2 separate regions of the Homo sapiens genome follow, and region 1 is linked to region 2. The links are chromatin contacts, found by Hi-C or POLR2A ChIA-PET in ENCODE. All regions are on one chromosome and are shown on one strand. The core of a region is the stretch at or near the end of the contact, and the rest is flanking DNA. Distances in the headings are between cores, read along the strand shown.

Region 1 (4,961 bases), core at 1,788-4,287, 4.0 Mb after region 2:
ATAACCATTCCTTTTTTTAAAGCGAACTTTCTTTATGTCTTTGGACTAGACTCTCTAAGGCCACAAGATTAGAAGTTACCACAATATATGTTATGCTGTTAACTTTTAGCAAACTTCACTTTTGTTGAAAACCTTGTAAGTTTGGGATTTCAATTATCCTTTGCTATTAATAAGACCTTGTTTAGTCTAAATTAACTTAGAATTGGTATAGATGGCCTCTTTTTTTTTTTTCTCTGCTGGTCTTTCCTTGCCTCTCCCAACTGCTTATGCTGCTGTTCTTTTAACTACTGTGGAGGGGAAGGGGGTCTAAAACCAGCTGTAACTGTCTATGTATGGAAACTGGTCTGGGTGCCTTGGCTTACAGGTTGCCCTGTGTCATACCGTTGAAACAAGGGACCTGTCCAGGCTTCTTTCTGATGACCAACCCACTCTAATGCTGGCCAGTCTATTTCACACAAAGTTCTAAGTTTTCCTGGTGTCACAGTAACATCGTAATCTCCCTTAAATTCTTTCTTGAAATTTTTATTTTTTTTAACATAGTTCCTAGTGGGGTGGGCTTATTTTTGCCTGACCCATGCTTCTTCAAGACAAAACACCATGTTCACACCACACACACACCACAAAACAAAAAACAGGTAAAAAGGGCACACACACACTTTTGCAGTTTACACCAAACCAAAATCAGAGTATCCAGAAATCCAAGCCAGGTCAAAACTAAAACCAAAGTATCACACAATCTAAGTCAAGTCAAAACCAGAACAAAAGTGTCAATGCAGGCATGCCGTGGGTGATCAGGCCATGTTTCCACCCAGATGGAGTAGGGCAAGTTCCAAAGACTAGTCTTACCAACTCAAGCCAAGTCAAAACCAGAACAAAATGCCAATACAGGCACACTGTGGGTGATCAGGCCACGCTTCCACTCAGATGGAGTGGGGCAAGTTCCAAAGACTAGTCTTACCAAGTTGTAGATGTCCGGACTCCAAGTGCCAGTTCCTTCCTGGTGTTCAGCCACTGTGTTAATCTTCCGTGGGGGCCTGCTACACGCTGCTCTGGCAAGGCGTTCCATTGGGGCAATTGCCTACCCGGGAGCGCTCTTTGGATCACGTCACTCAGGCTGGCCGGAGTTCCCCTCACGGATGCTCCACAGGGCAGGCCTAAGCCGCCTAAGGGGCTGCCTCGGCCATCCGTCAGTCACCTCGTTTCCCAGTCAGGGAACCAAGAAATGTAGCAGGGTGAGCCGCAGACAAAACCTCTCAGACACTGAGTTGTAGAAGGCAGGGCTTTATTCAGCTGGGAGCATCGGCAAGCTACTGCCTTCAAATCTGAGCTCCCTGAATACACAATTTCTGTTCCTTTTAAGGGCTCACAACACTAAAGATTTCACATGAAAGGGTCGTGATTGATTTGAGCAAGCAGGCGGTACGTGACAGGGGCTGCATGCACCGGTGGTCAGAGAGAAACAGAACAGGGCAGGGAGTTTCACAATGTTCTTCTATACAATGTCTGGAATCTATGAATAACATTGGTTTTTAAGTTATGAGTTGATTTTTAACTACTGGGTTTAGTCCAGGCAGGCCCAGGCCTGGTTTCAGGCCTGGCGCCGGGCTGCCTGTCTTTGGTTTTACTTCCTTGTTTTTTCTTAAAAGAGGTACTGAGTATAAAACAATATAAAACAATATGAGAGGGTATCTCTCTTCCCTCAGTTTGGGAGTGGAGGTTTGAGAGCAGCCCAGGCAGAGGCTCATCAGGGTGCATGGGAAACATCCTAATTTCTTCCGAAAAATATTCCTCCTACCCACCACCTCTCATAGGCCCAGGGGCTCTGAACCCTCTGACACCATCTGAGGCCAGAGCCTAGCAAGTGTTCAGGCACCCATGCACCATTATTAAAGGGAACTCAGACCCACTCTGATGGAAAAGGAGCCCAAAGCATTCCTGTCATCAGTCTCTACCCGGCTGAAGGATCCCCCGGCCTCCCTTTTGCCAGTCTGATTCCTCTGCTGGTCCAGGAAGCCCACCATGACCTGGCCTACCATGCCAGGCCATCTCCGACCCAATCTTATTCCATCTCTGCAGAGTGTCCCCTCCCTCCCCCACCTTCTGACTGAGCAACCTACGTCCCCTTCCTTCAGTATAGACAGCACTTACAATGCTGTGAGACAGTCACTTGTCTGCACAGCTTCCTCCACCAACAGGAGCTCCTTGAGGCGAGGCACAGTGTCTTCTGTGTCCCTGGAGCCAAGCGCATGGCTCAGCCCAGGTCACGTGTCCAGTGAATGGGTGGCATCTGAGCCTCCTGCACCTGTGGTCAGACTTTCCCCCATGCCTGCCCTGGGCAGAGGCTCCTCTCTTCCAGGCCTTGTTCAGGGTGACCCTGTACTTGAAGTGTCTTCTCATTTCATCACTGTCTTAAACATCAAAGTCCACCTGTGGCCCCACCTCCTTTAAGAGCTGTGTGAGCACCTTGGTGCAGATGGCTTCTCATACATGCCTCAATACAGGCTTGTGAGAGAGATAGTCCTGTGCCCATTTCACAGATGGGAAGCCGACTCAAAGACATTCAAGGACAAGTTTGATGTCACACTGCTAAGTGGCAGAACCAGGACTCAAACCCAGGTCATCTGACTCCAGGACCTGTGCTCTCTACATCTCATTGGTTACTCAAGACTCATCCTTGGATCAGAACCTGCAAGGGTTTTATGATCCTTTTTCCAGACACAGCTGAGGAATGAGCAGGAAGAGCTGCATTTGATAGGATTATTACTGACACTAAAAGTTAACGTTCAACTCTAGACAGTGGCTCTTCCTGGGCAGTTGGTTCCTGCTCTCACCACTGAAGCCAGTTCTGAAACCTCTCTGGGCTGGGCATTTACAGCTTTCTGTGTTACAGGTTACTAAATGCATCTTGAAAGGCTGGTTTTCCTCTTGGGAGGGGCTGACTTTACCCTTTAGGAGAATTGCAAGGCTACTAGGGCTCTGCCCATTGGGAAACACCTCTCTATGACTCTATAAATGTCCAAGGTGGCCCCAAGGGAGGACTTCTGCAGCACAGCTCCCTTCCCAGGACGTGAAAATCTGCCTTCTCACCATGAGGCTTCTAGTCCTTTCCAGCCTGCTCTGTATCCTGCTTCTCTGCTTCTCCATCTTCTCCACAGAAGGTAGGGCAGCCCCCAGGGTGCAGATCCCTGAGCAGGATTTCAGCATCTGGGAAGACTCTGATCAGGATTTGTTGGAGGGCAGGCCTTGGCGGGCAGGCCTTGGCAGGCAGTCCTGAGCCCCGGAAAGATGGGCTCTTTCTCCTGAACCTATAGGTTTGGGGCTCAGGACTGCCTGCAGGTGGCTTGGGGGTTCCATTCACAGCCCCTGCACCCCCAAATACATACCCAGCCTAAGTAAAGTGGTGTGTTCGCCATGCAAACACACATACAACCTCTCAGCTAGATTACTGTGCTTAAGTCCTACCTATCTAGAATTTCTGGAGCCATTCTCTTGTACTTGTGTCATGCTTGGAACAGAGTAAATTAGTGTTGGGCAAATGAATACATTAATTAGTAGACCATCTAAGTCTGAACATCCCAAAACCTCATGCCCAGAAAATATCCATGAGCAGCTGAAATGAAGGTGTGTGTGGTAGGGAGGTGGGGTATGTTTATGCATGTTTAGAAGGGGACACCATCTTTTTACCTCTATAGATATGAATATTTAGCTCTCTTGCCCTTTTTTCTTTTTTCTTTTTTTTTTTTTTTTTGAGATGGAGTCTTGCTCTGTCACCCAGGCTGGAGTGCAGTGGCGCTATCTCAGCTCACTGCAATCTCCGCCTCCTGGGTTCAAGCAATTCTCTGCCTCAGCCTCCCAAGTAGCTGAGATTACAGGTGCCCACCACCAAGCCCAGCTAATTTTTGTATTTTTAGTACAGACAGGTTTCACCATCTTGGCCAGGCTGGTCTTGAACTCCTAACCTCGTAATCCTCCCACCTCGGCCTCCCAAAGTGCTGGGATTACAGGCGTGAGCCACCATGCCTGGCTGCCTTTCTTGATTCAGATAGCTGAGTGTTTCAATCCATTTTTCTCTTGTCTAACCCTCTAGAAACTGCCTACATTTATTTTTTGTTTTAGTGGTTATGGTTACTCAAACTTTTGGGTGGGGGGAGCTGGAGCTATAGAAATATATAAAGAGAAGAAAAACACTCAATTCCATGATTCAAGAGTAGCCATGTTCAACATTTTGTTTATTTCCTTGCATGTAGAATTTTTAAAAATTAATTGATGTACCTATATGTTCAAGGTTATATCTTTTTTATTTATCACTATATATATTGTTATAATCACCCAAAATGCTTATGATTGAAGATATTCTGGAAGCATTTACAACCCAGTGTCAGCAGCAGCCATCTCTGAGTAGTGGGATTATAACAAGTGTTTGTTTTACAAAGTTTCTGCGATGAAAATGTGCCACATATATAATAAGGAAAACAGTGATTAGAATTCCTCATAAACACAGCCCGTGACATGCAATTTATCAGACCTCTATTTTTGGACATGTTGGAGGTTGCCAGTGATACCCTAGTGACAATTAAATGAGGATAGATACCTTCCCCCATAAAGTTTCCTATCCATTTAGGACTATCTGTAGCAAACTCTTGAAGTAGCATTAATCAACTAATATTTTCAGGTATAACTTGCTACAAGTGAACGTACTATGATGAATTTACATGCTTAGACATTTAGATAGTTCACAATTGTGTGCTTTTCCTTTTTTGAAGCAAGATCTTGCTCTCTTGCCCAGGTCGGAGTGCAGTGGCATGACCACGGCTCAGTGCAGGCTTGACTTCCAGGGCTCAAGCAATACTCGCACCTCAGGTTTTCCAGTAGCTGGGAAAACAGGTGCGCACCACAATGCCCTGCTAATTTTTAAAATTTTTTGCAGAGACGAGGTCTCTCTAAGTTGCCCAGGCTGGTCT
Region 2 (5,241 bases), core at 866-3,365:
ACTGGCCCCAGGGACTAGTATTTTAAGAACAGAGCTTTAGAAACACTGGTATGATGAAATAGCATGGAATTCAGAATCAGGATACCTGGCTTCTAAGTCCGGTTTCACTGTATGAAACTTCATTACATACTTCATTAAAGGTACTTCATTAAAGTACTTCATTAAAGGCAATGGAGGATGGTGAGAAGAACACAGACTCTGAAGCCAGACTACCCAGGTTCACATCCTAGTCCTGCTCCCCACCAGCAACGCGATCTTGACAGTTTACGAGACCTTTCTGCACCTCAGTTTTCCCCATCTGTAAAATGGGGATATTAACAGTTTAATACCAAGTTTGTTCCCATTATATCATGTAACATATCATGACATCCTGTTTCTCCAAAACAAAATAAGAAAGAGAGGACCCTGGGCTATTTGATAATGCCCAGGATGAGAACTGTGGGGACTGAAGGGGGAAGGAGGGGGGTAGGAGAGAAACACGGAACTGGGGAGGGTCAGGGCAGTGTGACAGGTGGAGGATGGGAGTGGGGAGCACACTGGCATGGCTGTGTTGGATTTTCCAGCCTCCCAATAGAGAAAGCACCAACAGGAAATTGGCGCTGTTTTCTTTCCATCCCCTCCACGTGCCTGGGTGTATGGGGGCCTGCTCCACTCCAAGAGTAGAGGGGACAGCGAAGGCAAGACTGATGGTGGAGGGAGGCCACCGGGCAGGGAGATATGAAAGACCCTCGGAGAGTAAACCTGCCTGGGAGAGGGACCCGCAGAGGCAGGGCCTCAGCCTGCATGAAGCTCCAACCCTGCGGGCACCAGAGCCTGTCCTCAGAATTTTCACTGAGGTGTGGCATGGATGGGGCCATCTTCTCTCCTCCTGCCTGCCTCTCCAGACCAGGTGCTGAGAAGGGGGATGGGGGCAAGTGAGGAGGAACTCACTTTCCATACAACGCAGACCGAGAGCACACAGCGTCACACGCAGATCTCTCCGTCACGCTCCTCCATGGCAGGCTTCCCTGGAAGCCAGGCCACTCCTCTTTGTGGGCAGAGTCACCTCTGAGGCCTGCCCACACCAAACAGGCTCACATAAGAGCCAATGCTCAGTCAAATGCTGAGTCCAATTCAGAATTTCTGAGGAGTGGAAAGTGGGCAGCAGAGGAAGAAAGTGACAGAGACACAGTGCTAATATCTGGCTGCCTCGCAGGCCAGCACGTGATGGGCACTCAGGTCCTGGAGGACGCTGAGGTTCTTGCAACAGACACAGTGGCAGTGACAGAAAAAGCCCCCCACCCAAGTCCTGACTCCAAAGTGTGGCCAGGACCTGCTATAGTTTGAATACTTCTGTCTCCCCAAAATTCATTTATTGAAATCCCAACTCCCAGTGTGATGACATTTGGAGGCGGGGCCTCTGGAAGGTTATGAGGTTGGAGTCCTCATGAATGGGATTCATGGCCTTATAAAAGAGATCCCAGAGGGCCCAACCCTTTCCACCATGTGGGGACACAGGGAGAAGGTGCTATCCTATTTGTGAACCAGAAAGTGGGCCCTCACCAGACACTGAGTCTGCTGGCACCTTCATCTTCAACTTCCAGCCTCCAGAACTGTGAGCAATGTACTTCTGTTGTTTATAAGCCACCCGGTCTATGATATTTTATTACAGCAGCTTGAACGGATTTAGACGGAACCTAAGGATGCACGCGCATGTGCGCGCGTGCACACACACACACACACACACACACTCTCTCTCTCTCTCACACACTCCCAAAAAGGGAAACAGTGGGTTGTGTTTATAAGTGCAGGTGGCAGGGGCGGGGAGGAGACACAGGTCTCTGTCTTTGTTTACCCACTTCCGCAAGGGGAAGCCACCGCCAGTTACACCACCTGAGCAGAGGGAGCTTCTGCCAGGGCCCGCCTAGGAGGGACCAGCAAAACAATGGTAGTGAGCTGATGTCAATTGGGCACAAGTCCCAGGGTGGCTGAGGCTTCCCTGTCAATCCCACCCCTCTTAGCTGTCAGGTCACTCCAGTTACTGCAAAGTCCAACCCAGCTTCTCCCAGATCTCCTGGGCCCACAGGGATGTGCCACACCCCAAGTCCTGTGGTAGTTACTATCTACAAGACAACCCTTGCAGCAGCTCTGCCGGAAGGAAGCAGAAACTTCTCTAAACCCTTCCCTCATTTTGCAGTGGGAGGTAAAGGGAAGCTCTGCAGCTCCAAGACACTGGGCCTGAGCCTCACTGACATTGGCTTTCACAATGTCTACCCCTAGATTCTTGGCAGGCTTCTACCACCCCCAATTACTCTCTCTCACACACTCTAAACCAGCTCCCCCATCTTTTCACGGCCCACACTCCCCCGTCAAGGGCCCCAAACATCACAGGACAGTCACAAGGGACTTCTCAATTCTGCTGCATGAGTTTTACCGCAGCCCACACAGCTCTGATATCATCTTCTAACACTGCTGCTAGGCCACTGGGATGGTACACAGGGTTTGGAGTCCAGTGACAATGATTCCATTCTAGCTCTACCTCTTGTTAGCTGTGTGACCCTGGATATATAGATTGACCACTCTGAGCCTTTCTCCTCACCTGTGAAAAGAGGAAAAATGCATCCATCTCATTACACAGCTGTGAGAATGTAGTATTCTCACATATATATATATATATATATATATATATATAGCACTACAACAGGTATTAGCACACAGCAGGTGCTCAGTTAATTTTAACTTAGTCCCTAGGAGGCATTAGCCTGGAGCCAAGGTCTGGTTCCTAACGCAACTGCTTGCTGTGTGACCCCCCTGGGCAACTTAACCTCTCCGAACCTCCATTCTATCTGCAAAGACCTGATGTACCCCACCTACCTTGGATTACTATGAGGACTAAAAGTAAAAAGAACAGGAACGCGCTTTGTAAAGCAGGACACAGTTATCTTCACTCTGTGACCAACACGCCTAGTGGCCAAAGAAGCCAGGCTCTGACATTTCGAGAGGGAGAAAAGGGTCACAGATCCTGGGCACACACTAAACTCAGGTGTCAGGCTCCCGCCAGGGGACCAGCCCAGCCCACACAGTGAGGGGAGTGTCCAGCCAACCCTTAGGGTCCCGGGGCCTCAGGAAAATGCTGGTAAGGGGAGGGGTAGAGGGAGGGCTTTTCAGAGCCTGAAACTCAGCTACCATCAGCTTCTCTGATTAGGTCCCTCAAAGACATCCCCGGTACCTGTGAATGCGTTACTTTAGGTGGCAAAAGGGACTGTCCTGAGGTGATTAGGGTTACCCGCCATGAAATGGGGAGACTAGCCTAGATTATCCGGGTGGGCCCAATCCAGTGAGAAGCGTCCTTCAAAGCAGAGAGCCTTTGTTGCTGGGTTAAGGATGAAAAGGAAGAATAAGAAGGACAGAGTCCAAGCATGAGAGGGATTCCACCCATGGAGGAAAAGGGCCAAGTGCCACGGAACTCAAATGGCCTCTAAAGCTGGAAAGGGCAAGGAAGCATTCACCTCTAGGGCCACCAGACAAAGACACAACCCTGCCAACACCTTCATTTTAGCACCATGAGATCCAAAAGACCCTGAGATAAAACTGTAAAGATAAAAAAACCATGTGGTAAAATAGTGCAGCCACTATGGAAAACAGTATGGAGATTCCTCAAAAAATTAAACATAGAACTACCATACGATCCAGCAATCTCACTCCTGGGCATACAGGCCGAGTACCTCTCATTCAAAATGTGTGGGATCAGCAATGTTTCAGACATTGTGGTCTTCAGACCAGATGACTTCAGATTTTGGAATACTGGCATCATACTTACCATTGTGTATCCAAAATCCAAAAATCCAAAATCCAAAATGCTTCAATGAGCACTTCCTTTGAGCGTCATGTTGGAGCTCACAAAGTTTCGGACTTTGGAACATTTCAGATTTGGGATACTCAACCTATATACCTAAAGGAAATGAAAGCAGGGACTCCAACAGACATTTGTATACCCATGTTCATAGCAGCCTCATTCACAGTAGTCAAAAGGTGGAAACAACTCAAGTGCCCATTGATGGATGAATGGATAAACAAAACAAGATCTCCACATAAAAAGAGAATATCATTCAGCCTCAAAACAGAAGAAAACTGACATATGCTACAATGTGGATAAATCTTCAACACATTATGCTAAATGAAACAAGCCAGGCACAAAAGAACAAATACTTCTGATTCCACCTATATGAAGTCTCCAAAGGAGTCAAATTCCTAAGGACAGAAAGTAGACTGCTGTTGGCCAGGGCTCAGGTAAGAGGGAATGGGGAGTTTACATTTCCTGAGTACAGAGTCAGTTTGGGAAGATGAGAACCTTCTGGAGATGCATCGTAATGACTGTTGCACAACGAAGTGAATGTATTTAACACCACTGAACTGCACACCTAACAGTGGGTAAAATGGTAAATTTTACGTTGTGTATATTTTTACCACAAAAAGAGTTGCATGGTTTTAAGCCACAAGTTTGTGGTAATTTGTTACAGCAGTAATTGAAAACTAATTATTGAAAACTATTTGAGGTGATGGATATATTAACTAGTTTGCTTTATTTCACATTGTATTCATAGATTATAACATCACTTTGTACTCCATAAATTTACATAATTATAAATGTTAATTTACAATAAATTTTTTTTTTTTTTTTTTTGAGACGGAGTCTCGCTCTTTTGCCCAGGCCGGACTGCAGTAGCCCTATCTTGGCTCACTGCAAGCTCCACCTCCTGAGTTCATGCCGTTCTCCCGCCTCAGCCTCCTGAGTAGCTGGGATCACAGGCGCCCGCCACCGCGCCCAGCTAGTTTTTTGTATTTTTAGTAGAGACAGGGTTTCACCATGTCAGCCAAGATGGTCTCGATCTCCTGACCTCGTGATCCGCCTGCCTTGGCCTCCCAAAGTGCTGGGGTTACAGGCGTGAGCCACCACGCCTGGCCAAAAAATTTTTAAAGAAAACTATTGGCCAGGCACGGTGGCTCACGCCTGTAACCCCAGCACTTTGGAAGGCCAAGGTGGGCGGACTGCATGAGGCCAGGAGTTTGAGACCAGCCTGGGCAACATAGTGAGACCCTGTCTCTACTAAAAATACAAAAATTGGCCAGGCACAGAGACTCATGCCTATAATCCAAGCACTCTGGGAGGCTGAGGCAGGCGGATCACCTGAGGTCAGGAGCTTGAGACCAGCCTGGCCAACATGGCAAAACCCCATCTCTACTAAAAATACAAAATTAGCT

The links. Hi-C counts contacts between places; a loop is a spot of excess contacts on that map. ChIA-PET counts read pairs that join two places held with the same protein, here RNA polymerase II (POLR2A). Pooled maps may share reads with other maps.
Region 1: a loop to region 2 is called in a pooled map, with 9 times the contacts of the local background. The contact joins the promoter of GPR15LG here to the enhancer-like site in region 2. A Hi-C loop is called at or near these places in 1 of 37 single-sample maps with no recorded cell type and 2 of 50 pooled maps. POLR2A ChIA-PET finds 5 or more read pairs at or near these places in 1 of 52 experiments (activated CD4-positive, alpha-beta T cell).

The regions. Positions count from the first base shown.
Region 1 is chr10:84,170,764-84,175,724 of GRCh38, forward strand. GPR15LG (G protein-coupled receptor 15 ligand) reads left to right here and starts at 3,038. Exons shown (of 3, transcript NM_207373.3): 1 at 3,038-3,158. The coding sequence starts at 3,089. CERNA2 (competing endogenous lncRNA 2 for microRNA let-7b) reads right to left here and starts at 1,313. Exons shown (of 2, transcript NR_134505.1): 1 at 959-1,313. RefSeq lists enhancers at 632-1,133, 1,048-1,097, 1,448-1,687, 2,508-2,557.
Region 2 is chr10:80,185,841-80,191,081 of GRCh38, forward strand. All of the region lies in intron 1 of ANXA11 (annexin A11), which reads right to left. Among named protein-coding and RNA genes, the nearest start is that of ANXA11, 17 kb to the right of the region's middle. RefSeq lists enhancers at 304-804, 2,445-2,544. Within about 2 kb of position 2,116, at least 26 of the 41 ENCODE cell types and tissues checked have a DNase peak (open chromatin) inside an H3K27ac peak, as active enhancers do.